Linked DNA regions of Homo sapiens: region 1 is linked to region 2. Evidence: read pairs that join two places in POLR2A ChIA-PET (ENCODE). Cell type or tissue: MCF 10A. All regions are shown on one strand.

Evidence for each region. Peaks named below come from ENCODE experiments on the same cell type or tissue, not always from the same donor. Only the 100,000 strongest peaks of a DNase experiment are listed, where the experiment ranks them.
Region 1: POLR2A ChIA-PET joins it to region 2 with 7 read pairs; 3 of 35 experiments call an interaction of 5 or more read pairs at or near these places.

The regions. Positions count from the first base shown.
Region 1 is chr9:22,166,123-22,174,122 of GRCh38, forward strand. No RefSeq gene overlaps it. Among named protein-coding and RNA genes, the nearest start is that of CDKN2B, 160 kb to the left of the region's middle. In MCF 10A, no CTCF peak of the experiment used is centred here; DNase peaks (open chromatin) are centred at 3,329 and 4,229.
Region 2 is chr9:21,851,060-21,859,059 of GRCh38, forward strand. It overlaps MTAP (methylthioadenosine phosphorylase), which reads left to right. Exons shown (of 8, transcript NM_002451.4): 6 at 3,572-3,811. Among named protein-coding and RNA genes, the nearest start is that of MTAP, 52 kb to the left of the region's middle. In MCF 10A, no CTCF peak of the experiment used is centred here; a DNase peak (open chromatin) is centred at 3,762.

The DNA of each region.
Region 1 (8,000 bases), 320 kb after region 2:
CTTTGCAATAATAGTCTCTTGCCCTTACCTTTTATCTCTCATTTTTTCCCAGTTCATTTAACAAGTCTATTCACCAGTTACAAAATCATAGTAATGTGGTACAGGCACAACATTCAACAGTAAGAGGAAGTCATGTTATCAGGAAGGTAAGAAACATGCCAGAGTATATATATAGAGATCTATTAGGTCAGGTGATATCTTAAATCAGTAAGAAAAAGAAAAAAATGATTGGCTTACTATTTAGAAAATAATAAACTAAGATCCCAACTGATCCCATAAGCCATACAACAAAATGAATTCCAGATGGATAAAAAGTGTAAAAGTAAAAAGTAAGTCATTAAAAAAATCCTATAAGAACATAAATATTTAGCTCATCTCAGGAGATGGCAGGATTTTTTAAGCATAAATGTAACAAAGGGAGGTTCTGCCTATAGACAAATCTATAGATATGATCACATAAAACATTTAATTCTGTATATTTATAATAAACAAAATAAAAATCAAGCGCAAATGGGAAACTATTTGGCATCAGATAAAAGATTGTTATTTTTAAAATATCAAAAGCCCTTACAAATCAAAGACAAAAAAATATAATACCAAGACTACAATTAAAACATGGGTAAAAAATATAATCAGACAATTTAATGCAGAAGACATACAAATGGCTTTTTATTAAAATATTTAAACCCATTTTGTAAAGAAAACATTAATTACAATAAGCTGTACTTTATAAAAATAGAATGGATGTTTCAAGATACATATATCTAATTTTGGTCATGGTATAGTGAAATGGACGCATATATATTGGTGGGACTATAATTTTGTGCAAACTTTCTGGAATGTATTTTTAAAATAGTTTTTAAGAACCTCAAAGAGGCCGGGAGCTGTGGCTCATGACTGTAATTCCAGCACTTTGGGAGGCAGAGGTGGGTGGATTGCTTGAGCCCAGGAGTTTGAGACCAGCCAGGGCAACATAGTGAAACCCTGTCTCTACAAAAAATACAAAAATTAGCTGGATGTAGAGGTATGTGCCTGTACTCCAGACTACGTGGAAGGCTGAGGTCAGAGGATCTGTTGAGCCTGGCGGCAGGCCGAGGCTGCAGTTAGCTGTGATGGCACCGCTGTACTCCAGCCTGGAAAAAAGAGGGAGAATCTGTCTCAAAAAAAAAAAAAAAAAAAAAATTCCACCCCCAAAAACCACAAAACCCCAAAACAAAAAAATAAAAACCTCAAAGAACTTCATGTCTTTGACTTATAATGCTCCTTCCTTAAATATACTCTATGATTTTAGTTGAAATTTCAAACAAACAACAACAAAATATAAATATATAATGTACATATATTTGTATTTTGATATTTTAAAAAAGCTTTTTATTATTGACATTTTCCATCAACATAAAAGTAGAAAGAGTATTATAATAAATCTCTATGTACTCACTACCCAGTTTTGAAAATTGTTAATATTTTTCTAGTCTTATTTTATCTATTTTATTCTCTCTCTCTACAGGATTACCTTAAAGCAAATCCAAAGCTTCTTATTATTTTATTTGTAAGCTCTCTGTATAATAAAAGCTTTAAAAAGTAACCAAAGGCTATTATTAAGTTTAAGAGAATTGAACAAGTTTAGGCTCAAATTTCTCAATTGTCTCAAGAATGTCTTTTTTACAACTGTTTTGTTCACATTAGAATCCAAACAAGGTCTACATATTGCATGTGGTATTCATATGGCCTCTTAAGTTTCTTTCAATGTATAACAGTTTCCCCTTCCCTCTTTCTCCTGTTACTTATTTGATAAATAAATTAAGTATTTTGTCCTGTAGAATGTCTCGCATTCTAGATCTAGTTGATGGCTACTTTATGGTATCATTTGTTTTTTTCCTCCTGTATCACTCTTATTTTCCATCAGCTAGTATTTAAAGTGGAAGGATTGATTAGAGTCAGGCTCATTTCTATTTTTATTTTTTGGCAAGAATACTTTATATCTGAGATTCTGTACTCCTGTTGTACGACACCAGAAGGCATGTAACTTCTGGTTACTCCACTTTTAGTGATGTTAAGATTTATTAGTAGGTTCTGGTGAGTCCTCCATTATCGAGGTCCTCACTGAAATTTTACCTAATGGTTATAACATTCATTAGTGACTGTTTCCTAGATCTATAATTTCATTAAGATTTATAAAATGGTATTTTTCTAACTCTGTTGATTATTTCACATTAATTAGATAGTAATTTTCTGTAAAGAAAATCTTTCTCTCTCCAACAATTTTTTACCCTAAAACAGTTCATGCTGAAAAAGCATGTATACACTTGTTTTTCCCCTCTATGAATCGATTTTCAGAATAATGAGTTGGTGACCTTGCAACCTCCATCTTGTTGGTTTATGATAGAGAAAACTGGTTAATAACATAAATGTCCAAAAATAGAAGATATATTGTGGTATGCCCATGCCGGAGAGCCATGTTGTAAATATTGTGCAGTCTTTAAGTTTCAAAGAATATTTAATAACACAGAAAAATATTCAGGATAAAGTGGAAGTAAAAAACCCCAGAATATGTACATAGTGTGATTCAAATGTTATCTAAAATATATGCATTGTAGAATGCTGTCTTAGCCTCAGACACTAACATGATTATCATAGGTTTGTAAGTTTTAGGGTCTTCCAACTTGAATCTTTGTTTTCTATAGGACCTTTTATAAAATACATGATTTTTGTCATTAAAAGAAAATGTAAATTTGTTTAAAAGGAAGGTCTCTGGATGGATCATCATACATGGAGAGATTCATGGGTGTTGATCTTTGCTCCCGCTTAATTTTTAATTTTTATTATAACTTTGAACCTTATCTCCTACATCTAAACCAGTCTTCATGGTGCTAACCGAGCAACTGGATGGATTGAAAACATGCTCAATTCTGTAGATTCTGAGACATCTTTTTAGTTAAACAGAACTCTTTCTGTTGACTCACATAATAAGAATATGGTCTTATTAAGTCATACTCATCTCAATTTGACCAGTTCAGAAAACAGATAACTGAATTACCTTTGTGTCTTTGTGTGTGTGTGTGTGTGTGTGTGTGTGTGTGTGTGTATTTTATCAGCTGATCCATTGATCCATATCAGATGAAGAAATGAACCACAGTCTCAAGATTCGGTCTTCCTGCTAGGGCCAGTTTGCTTGTTGCTGATGCAATGAGTGAAAGGAACTTTGCTTGTTGCTTAGTTTTATGATGAATGAAGGGAACAAACACACTGGTTTTTACTTTTATAAATTCCCAGTGATCCCCAAGAAAGTAACTGGATCCTCCAGGAAATCCCAGTGGCCTAGTTTCTATCAGTGTAAAATAAGGATCAGATGATATGACTCATAGGGCTGTTGCCAGCAGAATGTATGTAAAATTTCTGCCACGATATTTAGCAATCAAAAAGTTTGCAACAAATGCTTGTTTTCTCTTCTCTCTTCCCAAAAATAAAAGGAAGCTGTCTTTTCCATTTTTACTATATTCTAATGTTAGAGAGCCAATTCTGGCATCAGACTGCCTAGATTCAAATCCAGCTCTACTCTTGGATTTGGGCAAGTGATATAAGTAAACTCTTTGTGACTCAGCTTTTAAATCTGAAAATTGGGATACTAATAGTGCCTACTTATAGACTGTTATGCATATTAAATGAGTTAGTGAATGTATAGTATTAAAACTTTTTCCTGGCATAAAATAGGAACTATAAGAGTATAAACTATTATCTTTTTTATCTGCCTAGTGGAAAAACATTTCCAAGCTCAAGGTTCAAGGCACCCCCTCCTTGGATGATGTAGGAGATGTACTCTGACCACTTCTTGTTTTTTACTTCTCTTTTTCTGGGTCCTATATAAACCTTCTTCTTTCTGTTGATGTATTTAATTCTTATAGCCACAAATTTAGATTTTGATAAATTAGATAAATGTTTTCTCCTGCATTATTAAGTGATTAGGATTATGTGAAGTTTGTCCCCTTTTCTTGTTGTCGTTGTAGTGGTCATGTGTGTGCCTAAGTGTCTGTGGGTGCCTGCATGTGTGAGTTGAGGTCCTGAAATATGGTATTACAGTCTCCCTGATAACTTAGGTGCAGTTGCAACTTTCCAGACATTTATTTTCTGACTAATCTTTCTTTTTGGTTAATTTCTACAGATTTTTGCTTCTGTCATGTGAAATTTTACTAGTATATTGCTCAAAAGGTAAACATGGCACTGTTCCTGGTAATGGGTGGGAATGGGATGACCTAACCTCTTCCAAATGTGTTTACAATAGAAGGATTATTAGATGAGTTTAGGAGAGGCTGCTGGATGGCTCAGAGATAGGGACAATCCACATGGATTCAAGGAAAATAATGCTTAGTTAGTATATGAGGAGCATGAGGTCCTAATGGAAGCATTACTTTCCAAATATAGGGACTGTATCAGAAAACGTTTCCTGCTCACAGTGAAATAAATAAATAGATCAAAAGTGGATATAATATACCCTCTAGGGCAGTAAGTTAAAATGATACCATAAAGTAAATTTTCAAAATGTGCTGCTGATGAGACCAAGATGGCCATCCTAATTAGTCATAGGCACCAAGGTGTTTCTCAAGTTCCCCCAAAGTGATCAGGGTGTGTGCCTTAGAAAAACAGAACAGTCATAGTTTAACACTCATATGATAATGTCATGTGGTTGAAACAGATCCAGTTATAGAAATGGAGTCTGGAAAAGTGAATGCCGATAAATAAAGCCTTTTCATCAGGCAGCCAGAAGTTCTCAGAATTCAAGGTAATTTGATTCTGAGGACAGGCCCCAGTTGACTGCATAGAAATAACTATCTAGGAAAAGGACAATTCATTCAGATACTCTACTCTATGGAAACGATTGATTAAGAGCATGCATGTCCAGCTGTTTTAATTCTGTGCTCACAAGGGCACAGACTGAGGTGCTGTTTGTTCTACTGATTGTTCATACCCAGCAGGAGAAAGTCATTTGTGCAAATGTCTGTTGATAGTGGTACTGTTAGTTGAACTTTCTATCTGGGGCAGATCACACAGGGCCTAGTTAGGCCACAGTAGCGATTTGGAGGGTTGGGAAGCCATTTGTGTATTTCAAAGGAGGAAGTGAGAGAAAAATGTGGTGCTATTTATAGATGTATAAAATGTGAAATTGGAAACATCATCTGCTTGAACTATTTTAAATTTAAAAAAGAGTCATTTGTTTTTCATTCACCAAAACTTTGGAAACCCTAAAATAGTGTGTGAATATACATGAATTGGCTTATGTGATTGAAGCCTGGAAATTCAGATAACAGTTGATATTGTAGTATTGAGCCTGAATTCCACAGGGCAAGAGGCTGGAGACTCAGCCAGGGTTTTTGTGTTGCAATCTTAAGGTGAATTTCTCCCTGTTCAGGAAACCTCAGTCTGTGCTGTTACAGCCTCCCACTGATTGGATGAGGCCCACCCACATTATGGAAGGCAACCTGCTTTACTCAAAGTCTACTAATTAAATGTTAATTGTATCTAAAAAATAGCATCACAGCAACATCTAGCCTGGTGTTTGACAAAACACTTGGCACCGTCAACTAGCCAGATTGACACAGAAAATTAACCATTCCAGATAATAAAGAATTTATGATATCACCCTCAGTTTAGAGGTGACTTTGTTAGCCAGGAAAGGCAATTGACTGTTTTTGTTTTAGGCCTGCAATCAGTAAGAGAGAGGACCGCTCTTCTTATCAGCTTCACACTTGGAAGGGGAGGCATAAGATAGCTAGAGCACTTTATAGCCCCTTGGAAGTCTAAGGTGATAAGCATGATTATTTGAACACAACCCTTTTTGTCCTATTATCACGCAACCTTTTTATTGTGTGATAAGTCAGTGATAAGGGCTGATGTCCCCTAACTTCATTATTGACATTAAAGAAACTTACTAATTGATGTTTTTATTAATTTGCTAATTAAAAAATGAATGCCTTCATTGCTAGTGAACAATCTTTTCTTCTTAGAAGGCAATATTTACAAAACCCATATGACCATGTTTAAAGAAGATGAAAAAGAATATTGGAATGAATTTTGGAAGGTCGTTAACAATTTTGTTTGAGGACAGAAAAGGGAGCGTTTCCTTCTTACTTTCTAGTTTTAGAAGTCTTTCCCTGTACATTGTGGAGTCATGGTGATAAATATACCATGGTTGGTGATAAATATACCATGGTTGGTGATAAATATACCAAACAACAGAGAAACCTAATATATATACAGCCCCAAGCTTATTAAATATCACCTAAGATTGACAAGAAAAAAACTAGTTTCTTAGAAAAAAATGGTATTTATTTACTTATTACTTTTTTTTTTCTTTTAAAGAGACAAGATCTTGTTCTATTGTCTGGGCTGGAGTATAGTGAAATGATCATAGCTCACTGTAGCCTCCAACTCCTTGGCTCAAATGATCCTCTCACCTCACCCTCCTGAGTTGCTGGGACTACAGCTGTGTGCCATCATATCCAGCTATATTTTTTATTTTTTGTAAAGGTGGAGTCTCACTATGTTGCCCAGGCTGGGCTTGAACTCCTGGGCTCAAGCGATCCTCCCACCTCAGCCTTCCAAGTAGCTGGGACTACAAGTGTTTGCCACCATGCCCAGCTAAATTTTAAAATTTGTTTGGAGGTGGGGTCTTGTTATGTTGCCCCAGCTGGCTCATTATTTAATTATAAGACAGTTAAAGGTCACTTTGTGATGCATTATTTGAAACAAAAATAATCATAACGATTTCTAATGATTTTCCATAAATTTTAATTTAAACTCTGACTCAAATTCATTCAGATCAAGTTTCAATAAAATAAATAGCATCAAGAGCAAATGGTGTATTATCAATTGATAGTGTCCAGTGCTAATAAACATGAGTTTGAGTCTGACATGAGCCATTTGGTTTCAAGGCCTATGCTTTAGGTTACATTCCAAGGTTTTAGCCTATGTTTCCACCCCTCTGAAATATATCCTTAGCCACTAAGGGAACGTAGCAAGAGGTTATGGGTAAATGAATATGTGCAAATGCTCCTGTGAGAAAACAACTCAGACTTACAGGCAGTTGAGATGTAGTGGTGGGTAAATTATGTCATTGCTATGTCATGGATGAATATGAAGAGGTAGCATCATCCTTTCTGTCATTAAAAAAATGACATTTTAACTTTCTTTTGAAATCAGCTAGCAAGTAATGCATTTATGTTGTGTGTATCAAAGTATACAATAAATGTTGCTACTATTGTTTATTAGATGTTTAAAATCATTTTTCTCTCTCATCTATATTACTTACAAATTGTTGAGACTGAAAACTGAACTTCTAACTAATTCTATTCATTATCTCATCTTGAACATTACTCATCCATATGCAGGATTTGTGTAAATGAATGTTTTTTCTTTGTTTATGGGACCTAACTTAAATAATGGTTCCATTGTGACACTCTTGTGCAGTGAAATGGAAGTTTCTGTGGGTCTAAGATTTGCTGAGGGCCTCCCATAGGCCAGGCACTGATGTAGAAATATTTAGGTCAGGCACGGTGGCTGATGCCTGTAATCCCAGCACTTTGGGAGGCCGAGGCAGGTGGATCACTGAGGTCAGGAATTAGAGACCAGCCTGGTCAACATGGTGAAACCCTGTCTCTACTAAAAATATAAGAAAGTAGCTGGGCGTGGTGGCACATGCCTGTAATCCCAGCCACTCGGGAGGCTGAAGCAGGAGAACCGTTTGAACCCGGGAGGCAGAGGTTGCAGTGAGCCGAGATCACGCCACTGCACTCCAGCCTGGGCGACAAAGTGAGACTTCATCTCAAAAATAAAAAATAATAAAAAAAGAAATATTTAAAGCAGTCCTCTGCCCTCTAGGAGTTTACAGTCTCATGGGGGACCCAGGAAAAGGAACACTTGTAGTATATTTTAAACAATGATATAAAAGGGTTTTGCACAGAATTATGCTTCCTCTTCTAGCTTTTCTTGCACCACCCACAAATGCT
Region 2 (8,000 bases):
GATCCATTAGGGTGTCTCTTAGTATTACCATGCCCTGTAATTAAGGTCATTGGGAAACTACAACAGCCCAATCCAGGCAGGACTACAAATGACCCAGACTCTTCAGGAATGAAGATTTCAGTCACTCCACAAGGAAAAAACCACAACCTACTGAGGTCCTTGATAAAGGCAAAGGGAATACAGAATGGGTAGTAGAAGAAGGTAGTCATCGATACCAGCTACAACCATGTGACCAGCTACAGAAATGAGGACTGTAATTGTCATGAGTATTTCCTCCTCCTTTTGTTAAAAACATGTTTGTGCATATATACAGTTGTACTAAGAAAATATCTTCATTGTATTTTCTTTCTCCTTTATCATATGACATGAGATTTATTGACTTCACATCAACATTTAAGTATTGCTAACTTTATGTAGTAGTATTTGGGTTGGTGTTTGGTGCATTTCCAGTTGCACAAAGGATAGCTGTATTATGTTACGTGTAATTATGACCTTATTATTGTCTTTATTTGAAGATTATGTATGATCTCAGGAGATGTGTATGGATTCATGTGGACTTGTGATGGTTAACACTGAGTGTTAACTTGATTGGATTGAAGGATACAAAGTATTGATCCTGGGTGTGTCTGTGAGGGTGTTGCCAAAGGAGATTGACATTTGAGTCAGTGGGCTGGGAAAGGCTGACCTAGCCTTAATCTGGGTGGGTACAATCTAATCAGCTGCCAGCATGGCTAGGATATAAGCAGGCAGAAAATTGTTAAAAGAGAGACTAGCCTAGTCCCCCAGTCTACATCTTTCTCCCATGCTGGATGCTTCCTGCCCTCCAACATCAAACTCCAAGTTCTTCAGTTTTGGAACTTGGACTGTCTCTCCTTGCTCCTCAGCCTGCAGATGGCCCATTGTGGGACCTTGTGATCATGTGAGTTAATACTTAATAAACTCCCCTTTATTAGTTATGTCCCTCTAGAGAACTCTGACTAATACAATGGAATACTACTTAGCCATAAAAAAGAACAAAATGATGGCATTTGCAGCAACCTGGATGGAGTTGGAGACCATTATTCTCAGTGAAGTAACTCGGGAATGGAAAACTAAATATCGTTATGTCCTCATTTGTAAGTGGGAGCTAAGCTATGGGGATGCAAAGGCATAAGAATGATATAATAGGGCCGGGCGCAGTGGCTCATGCCTATAATCCCAGCACTTTGGGAGGCCGAGGTGGGTGGATCACAAGGTCAGGAGTTCAAGACCAGCCTGGCCAAGATGGTGAAAGGGGTCTCTACTAAAATACAAAGAAAAGAATTAGCTGGCCGTGGTGGCGGGTGCCTGTAATCCCAGCTAATCAGGAGGCTGAGCCAGAGAACTGCTTGAACCCGTGAGGCAGAGGTTGCAGTGAGCCAAGATCGCACTAATGCATTCCAGCGTGGGCGACAGAGTGAGACTCCATCTCAAAAAAAAAAAAAAAAATGATGTAATGGACTTTGGGGCCTCTGGGGGAAGTGGGAGAGGAGAATCAGGGATAAAAGACTACACATTGGGTATAGTGTACATTTCTTGGGTGACAGGTGCATCAGAATCCCAGAAATCACTACTAAAGAACTTATATACATCACAATAAACCACTTGCTCCCCAAAAACTATTGAAATGAAAAAAAAAAAAAAGCCTGGTAATAATGGTTTCCCTTGGGAAGGGACAGTGGTTTTCCTTGTACTATTTAAGTTTTGTACCATGTACAAATACGTGTTCCAAAAGCAGTGTTACTTCTATTCATTTTAGGAGTTAATATGAAAGTCCTGACATTAAATCTGTTTAGGCTGGTGATCTAATATTGCTAGTTCCTTGGTGAGGGTTGTGGTACTTTCACTACCACATCCGTCTGTTTAGTAGTTCAGTGATTACACGAGGTAAGAAAATGAAATCATCTTAAACTCAGACCTGGACCTTGACCCTGTATTTGATATTTTTTGCTGCCTTAAGATAGTGTTAGCTGTTCTTGAAGGAATGCAAAATGCTGGTTCAGGTGGCTGACATATATTCATAGCCTCCATTTCTTCCTCCTCCTCATAAGCATGGTACCTATCTCCCAAAGTGCCAGAGTGACAGTGAGGACTTGTCAAGAGCCATTCATCTCTAGAAGCACTGTGAACTTTAGCCAAGCATATGGTTCAGTTATTCAGGATCTTTAAAGACATTATTGAACCAGCGGGAGTGGGCTTGTTATGTCTTAACTTTAGGGGGGAAAAGGGGGTGGGGTAGAGATTTAGGCTTTTGCATTTATAACATATACTTTTTAGGGAAAAGTGTTAATTAAGCATAATTTTATTTTCAGCATTTATAAGATAAACATGATGTAGCATCAACTGTTCATTGTCCATAGCTTGCTAAATTTTGAGTTGCCAAGACTCTTGTGAAAATTCTGTTTCCCATTGCAGTGGCATAGTGTAAGTTATTTTTTAAGGAAATAGGTTAATTTGTTTATGTGATGAACACATGTGCAGGTGAGACTTTGCCCAGATTGGAGACTTTGACTTTGAGTCACTCCACTTTATTTATATAGTATCCCAGGAAGGTTAGCCAAATATGTGTAGAAGCTGCCAGTATTAATGATTGTTAGAAGACCAGCTTAGTGCATACAGTGTTTACAGCGCACCTGGCATGCTTCTATGCTTGTATATACCTTAGTTCATTTAATCTTCCTCATACAATTGAATTATGCGATATCATTATTCTCAATTTACACTTGAGAAAACTAAGGCATACAGAGATGATTTTTCAACAGTGCTTCAGTAAGTTAACAGTTAAGTTGAAAAGACTTTTTTTTAATTAAAAGGGAATATTGAATAAGCTAAGAAAAAATGAAGGTAATTAATAACTTGAAGATTAGATGTGCAGTATTAAATAAAACACTGGAGAAAAGGATCGAACTTTTCAATGATGTTTCTAAAAATCCATGCCTAGCCTTGCCACTAAAGGAATTCCAAGATGTTTATCCCTGTGAACAGAAAAACAATCAGCACAACTCTGTGGAAAGGCAATAGGCAAAAGAGAAATCACTTTCTAACCAGCAAAAGCTTTTACAGAAGTCTTCAGATTCTGTATTTTTAAAAGTAATGAGAATTAACTTTTCAGAAGCCTGGAAATAGAACTCAACACACCTGTTTGAGAAGATAAGCGACGAGAGGCACCTTAGCTTAGCCTGCGAGGTTAAAAGTTAAGACTCCAGTCTGTATTCTCAAACCAGCTTAGTCTCTTAAAGTTGTTAAGAAGCAAATGAGATTAAAGCATATAAACAAATGCCTGGCGAGTAGAAAGAGCTCAGTGCTTGCTTGTGTAGCTATTAGTTTCTACATGCAAAGGGCTGGGGAAACAGGATTATGTGAATGAGAAAGGGTCCAGGAAACACCCTTCTGTGGTCCTCTAGGTTTTTTCTGAGAGCCTGGCAGATAGTAGGCATTTATTATAGTGACAAATCATCTTTAAGAAATCAACTTGGTAAACATTGGGGGGAAGTGCAGCCTTAAGTTGTGCATGTGCTAGTATGTTTTGAAGTTTCTGGTTTTTCTTTTCTAGGTTCTTATAGAGACTGCTAAGAAGCTAGGACTCCGGTGCCACTCAAAGGGGACAATGGTCACAATCGAGGGACCTCGTTTTAGCTCCCGGGCAGAAAGCTTCATGTTCCGCACCTGGGGGGCGGATGTTATCAACATGACCACAGTTCCAGAGGTGGTTCTTGCTAAGGAGGCTGGAATTTGTTACGCAAGTATCGCCATGGCGACAGATTATGACTGCTGGAAGGAGCACGAGGAAGCAGTAGGTGGAATTCTTTTCTAAGCACATATAGCATGGGTTTCTGGGTGCCAATAGGGTGTCTTAACTGTTTGTTTCTATTACGTTAGTTTCAGAAAGTGCCTTTCTACAAGGTTTTGAAGTTGTTAATATTTTCTGTAGTTCCATTGGAAGGTAAGAACAAAGATCAAAGGAAAGAAAGAGACACTTTTACCCAAGGATCAGTAGTGAAAATAGTACATTGTAGGCAGGTAGATGTGTTGAGAATCATACTAAGACTTGGGCCTTATTTTCAGGATAAAGGTGTATTTTGATTGCCAATTTCTGCTGCTATGCTACTGTTTTTTGTTTTCAAGAAGGAAAAAAATCTATTAACCCTTTCCTCATGAGAGGGCTGTATGTTCACATCCATCTATTTAACGTACCGTGGCTGGATACTCTGTTCAGCATAGAAATGTGACAACAAACAGAGAAGTCCTTAAGGAGCCGACATTCTGTCGGATGGAGATAGAAGTTAAGCAAACCAATATAAGAAAGCTAACGGTTATAAAGAAATAGAATGGTGAGGTACAAGGGTACACTAGGTCAACTGAATAGAGTTGACCAGACCAAATATTTGAAGTATGAGAAGCCTTCCTGTTTTAAGTGTGATGGGCAAGAAGGGCATGATTGAGTAGAGTGGAAAGGAGGGAGACTGGGGAGAAGGGAGAGAGAGGAGGGATGCAATACAGTAGGGCCAGGCCATACAGACCATGGTAAGGGTTTCAGATGGAAGGACAGTGAGGGGTTCAGGCAGGGAAGGCAGCAGGATCCAGCTGGAATTTGAGGACACTGGAACAATGAGGTCAGCTTCCAAAACAAAACAAAACAAAACTTTAAACATCTGTGTAAGTACAGGGTGGAATATAATGAATTCCAGGTACCCATCACTTAGGTTCCACAATTAGCCATGGCCAATCTTGTGTGATAGGTATGTCCCTACCTATTTCTCCCCTGCCCTCATTGTGAAGTAAATATTTTCCTAAAAGGTCTTTTTAAAATTAAGTTATAACCATGCCATCATTGTACAAAAATAATGATATTAATTTCTTAATATAATCAAATATTCAGACTATTCCTTTTTCCTTCAGTCTCATAATTTTTAACAATTTGATCAAATCAGAATCCCTTACAATCCATATGTTGTATTTTAATGATTACCTCTTGTCTCTTTTAATCTAATTTTCACCTCTTTCTCTTTTTATTCCTTGTGTTACTTGAATAAACTAGATCGTTCGTCCTGTCATTTATCTCATTTTAAGATAAAGGGACGACAAAACTGCAGTCACTTTTGAAGTAAGGAAAACATTTAGGGGTGACTTTCTGAGCACATTTAGGGTAAGTGACATCTCCAAAGAGGCCTAATATTGTACCACCGTTTTAGAGAGTTTGTTTTACTATCTAATGTGTACAGTGTTTTGGGTCATAGATGAACACAGGTTCTTTGTTTTTCATGAATTCCTTATGATGACTCTTCAGTGTAATAAACTGTTTGCTTAGTACTAGGATGCCTTTTATGTAAGAGATTCGCAAATTATTACATTAAGTCACAACATAATATCTTATTTGGCAGCTTTGGTAACCTAAGGAACAACTCAGCCTCGTAATGTCAAGAAGCTGCTTCCAATTAATAGGAAACTCCAGCCCCTGCCACACCCTGAGAGCGGTTTGCTTCCTGCCTGTGGCTTTCTGCTCAGTCTAATAACATATGTCTCCTCCTTTGTAGAACCAGCAGTGATTTCCTTTAGTAGCCAAATGAGGTTGGGGAAATAGTCAGCTGGAGCTACTTTATTGAAAAGCAGAGAAATTAAGCTCTGTAAGTGGAAAGGCTTGAAGACAGTGTTAAATGCTACAAGGAAGGCCCACAGAAAGATGGCATTATTTCAGCCAATCGTGTGTTGCAGCCTGGCATGGCAAAAAGGATTTGGAGTTCTCTAAACCCATCTTCAGATTTGAGTTGCTCCATTTGCTTGTCACATTGGGCGAGTTATTTCACTTGTTTACTCTTCTGTAGAATGAAGCCAGGGCTCTGGGTGAGGAGTGGAGGTTGTTTAGTCATTGTTTAGTCAGTTAGACCTTGAAAGATTACTGGAAGAATTAAACCAAATGAGATATGTAAAAAAGCTAGTATAATGCTGGCTTGTAAGAGGGTGGTCATCAGATGGTGGCTCTGATGGAGTGGGGGGCCTGAGAGGTGGGTAGTATCAGGGAAAAGCATTTAAACTGCACCTTGAAGAGAGGGTTTATTTTGGGAAGGTCAGTAGGAAGGACATTTTGGGTGAAGCCCAACAGCTGGAACAAAGAGAAGGGAGGTCAGTGTCTATACAGAAATAACCAGTCACAGGAAAAATATATAAGGAAATGAGTAAATACAAGGCAAATTTCTTGGATGCTTCATGTCTGCATTCAAAGACTCAGCTTAAAACATATCATTTACATGTGCCTGGCAGATACCCAGCCTGTCACTGCTTTGTGTTCCCATAGTAGTGCAAACTCCCCTCTGCTACAGTGTTCATCATTTTTTCCTATACACATCTTGGTGTTTGTGGGTGGGATCTGGACTATGCTTAAGGAAATAGAAAGATGTAATCCTTGTGTCCCTGAATGCTGGATTTCTTCGAAGCATAGGAAGGCATGTCAAGTACTCTATCTCTGATGGTAATTTTGTGTTCACTTTCTTCAACTTTTTCTTATGAAGCTATTTTAGTCATATACAGAAGTAGCTAATAGCACGAGCTTCCATGAATTCAGCATCTAGCTTCAACCATTATATTAACTTACAACCAATATGATTATTACTCCCATCAATAATTTTATCCATAAACACTTCAGGAGGTATCTAACATGAGCACATTATCATTTTCATTCTCCAATAATAATTCTTTAATATACCCAGCCAGAATTTAAATTTCTGGTTAAATGCCTTAAATTATTCTTTTGGTTGCAAGCTTTTTATGAAGGAACCAGATCATTTGTCCTGTTGAGTTTCCCACAGTCTGAATTGCTGAAATCATCTCCTTGGAGTAGTTTAATAGGCTTCTCTGTCCTCTGTATTGTCTATAAATTGGTAGCTAGATTTAGAAATTTAATCAGATTCAGGTGTCTTAAGGTAGCATTTTATTTTTTCATCAGGAAGCACATAATGAGTGGTTTATTTGGGATTTTGTTTGGTTCGGTTTGTGATGTTAGCAGCCAATCCATTAATTCACTGGGAGCCATAAAAATGGTGGTATTTTAATTCCATAATATTTTTCTTTAGTAGCTGGAATAATTTTCTAAGGAGAAACGTACCTGTTTGGTTTTCCAGTGTAGCAACAGTTTTAACATTGTAATCCCTTCGGCTGTGGACATGAAGAGAACAGCCACATCTTTCTAGACCATATTAACCCATTATACATCTGAGATATTTTCTCCGATACCATATTGAAATCTGTATTAGTCTGTTATCACATTGCTATGGAGAAATACCTAAAACTGGGTAATTTATAAAGAAAAGAGGTTTAATTGGCTTATGGTTCTACAGGCTGTACGGGACGTGATGCTGGCATCTGCTCAGCTTCTGGGGAGGCCTCAGGAAACTTCCAATCATGTTGGAAGGCAAAAGGAGCGAGGCATCTCACATGGTGGGAGCAGGAGCAAGAGAGAGTGAGAGGAGAGGTGCTGTACACTTTTAAACAATCAGATCTCACAAGAACTCACTATCAGTAAAACAGCACCTGAGGATGCTGCTAAACCATTCGTGAGAAATCCAACCCCATGATCCAACCGCCTCCCACCAGGCCCCACCTCCCACAATTCGACATGAGATTTGGTGAGGACACAAATCCAAACCATACCAGAATTCATCAGTGCTTTTCAGAGATGTCACTGAGTTTCTCTAGGACCTCCGTGCTAGGACTAAGACCATCTTGATAAATGCCGAGCTTGAACTCAGGGGTTTAAACGTAGAATAAACAGACTTCACAAGTCAGGTTTTTCTTAGTCTGTCTGGACTGTTGTAACAAAATACCATAGCATGGGTGGCTTCTGAATAACAAGTTTATTTTTCACATTTCTGTAAGTTGAGAAGTCCAAGATCAAGGGACTGGCACATTTGGTGTCTAGTGAGAGCCCACTTTCTGGTAGACAGCCATCTTCTCACTGGAACCTCACACGGTGGAAGGGGCCCTCGAAG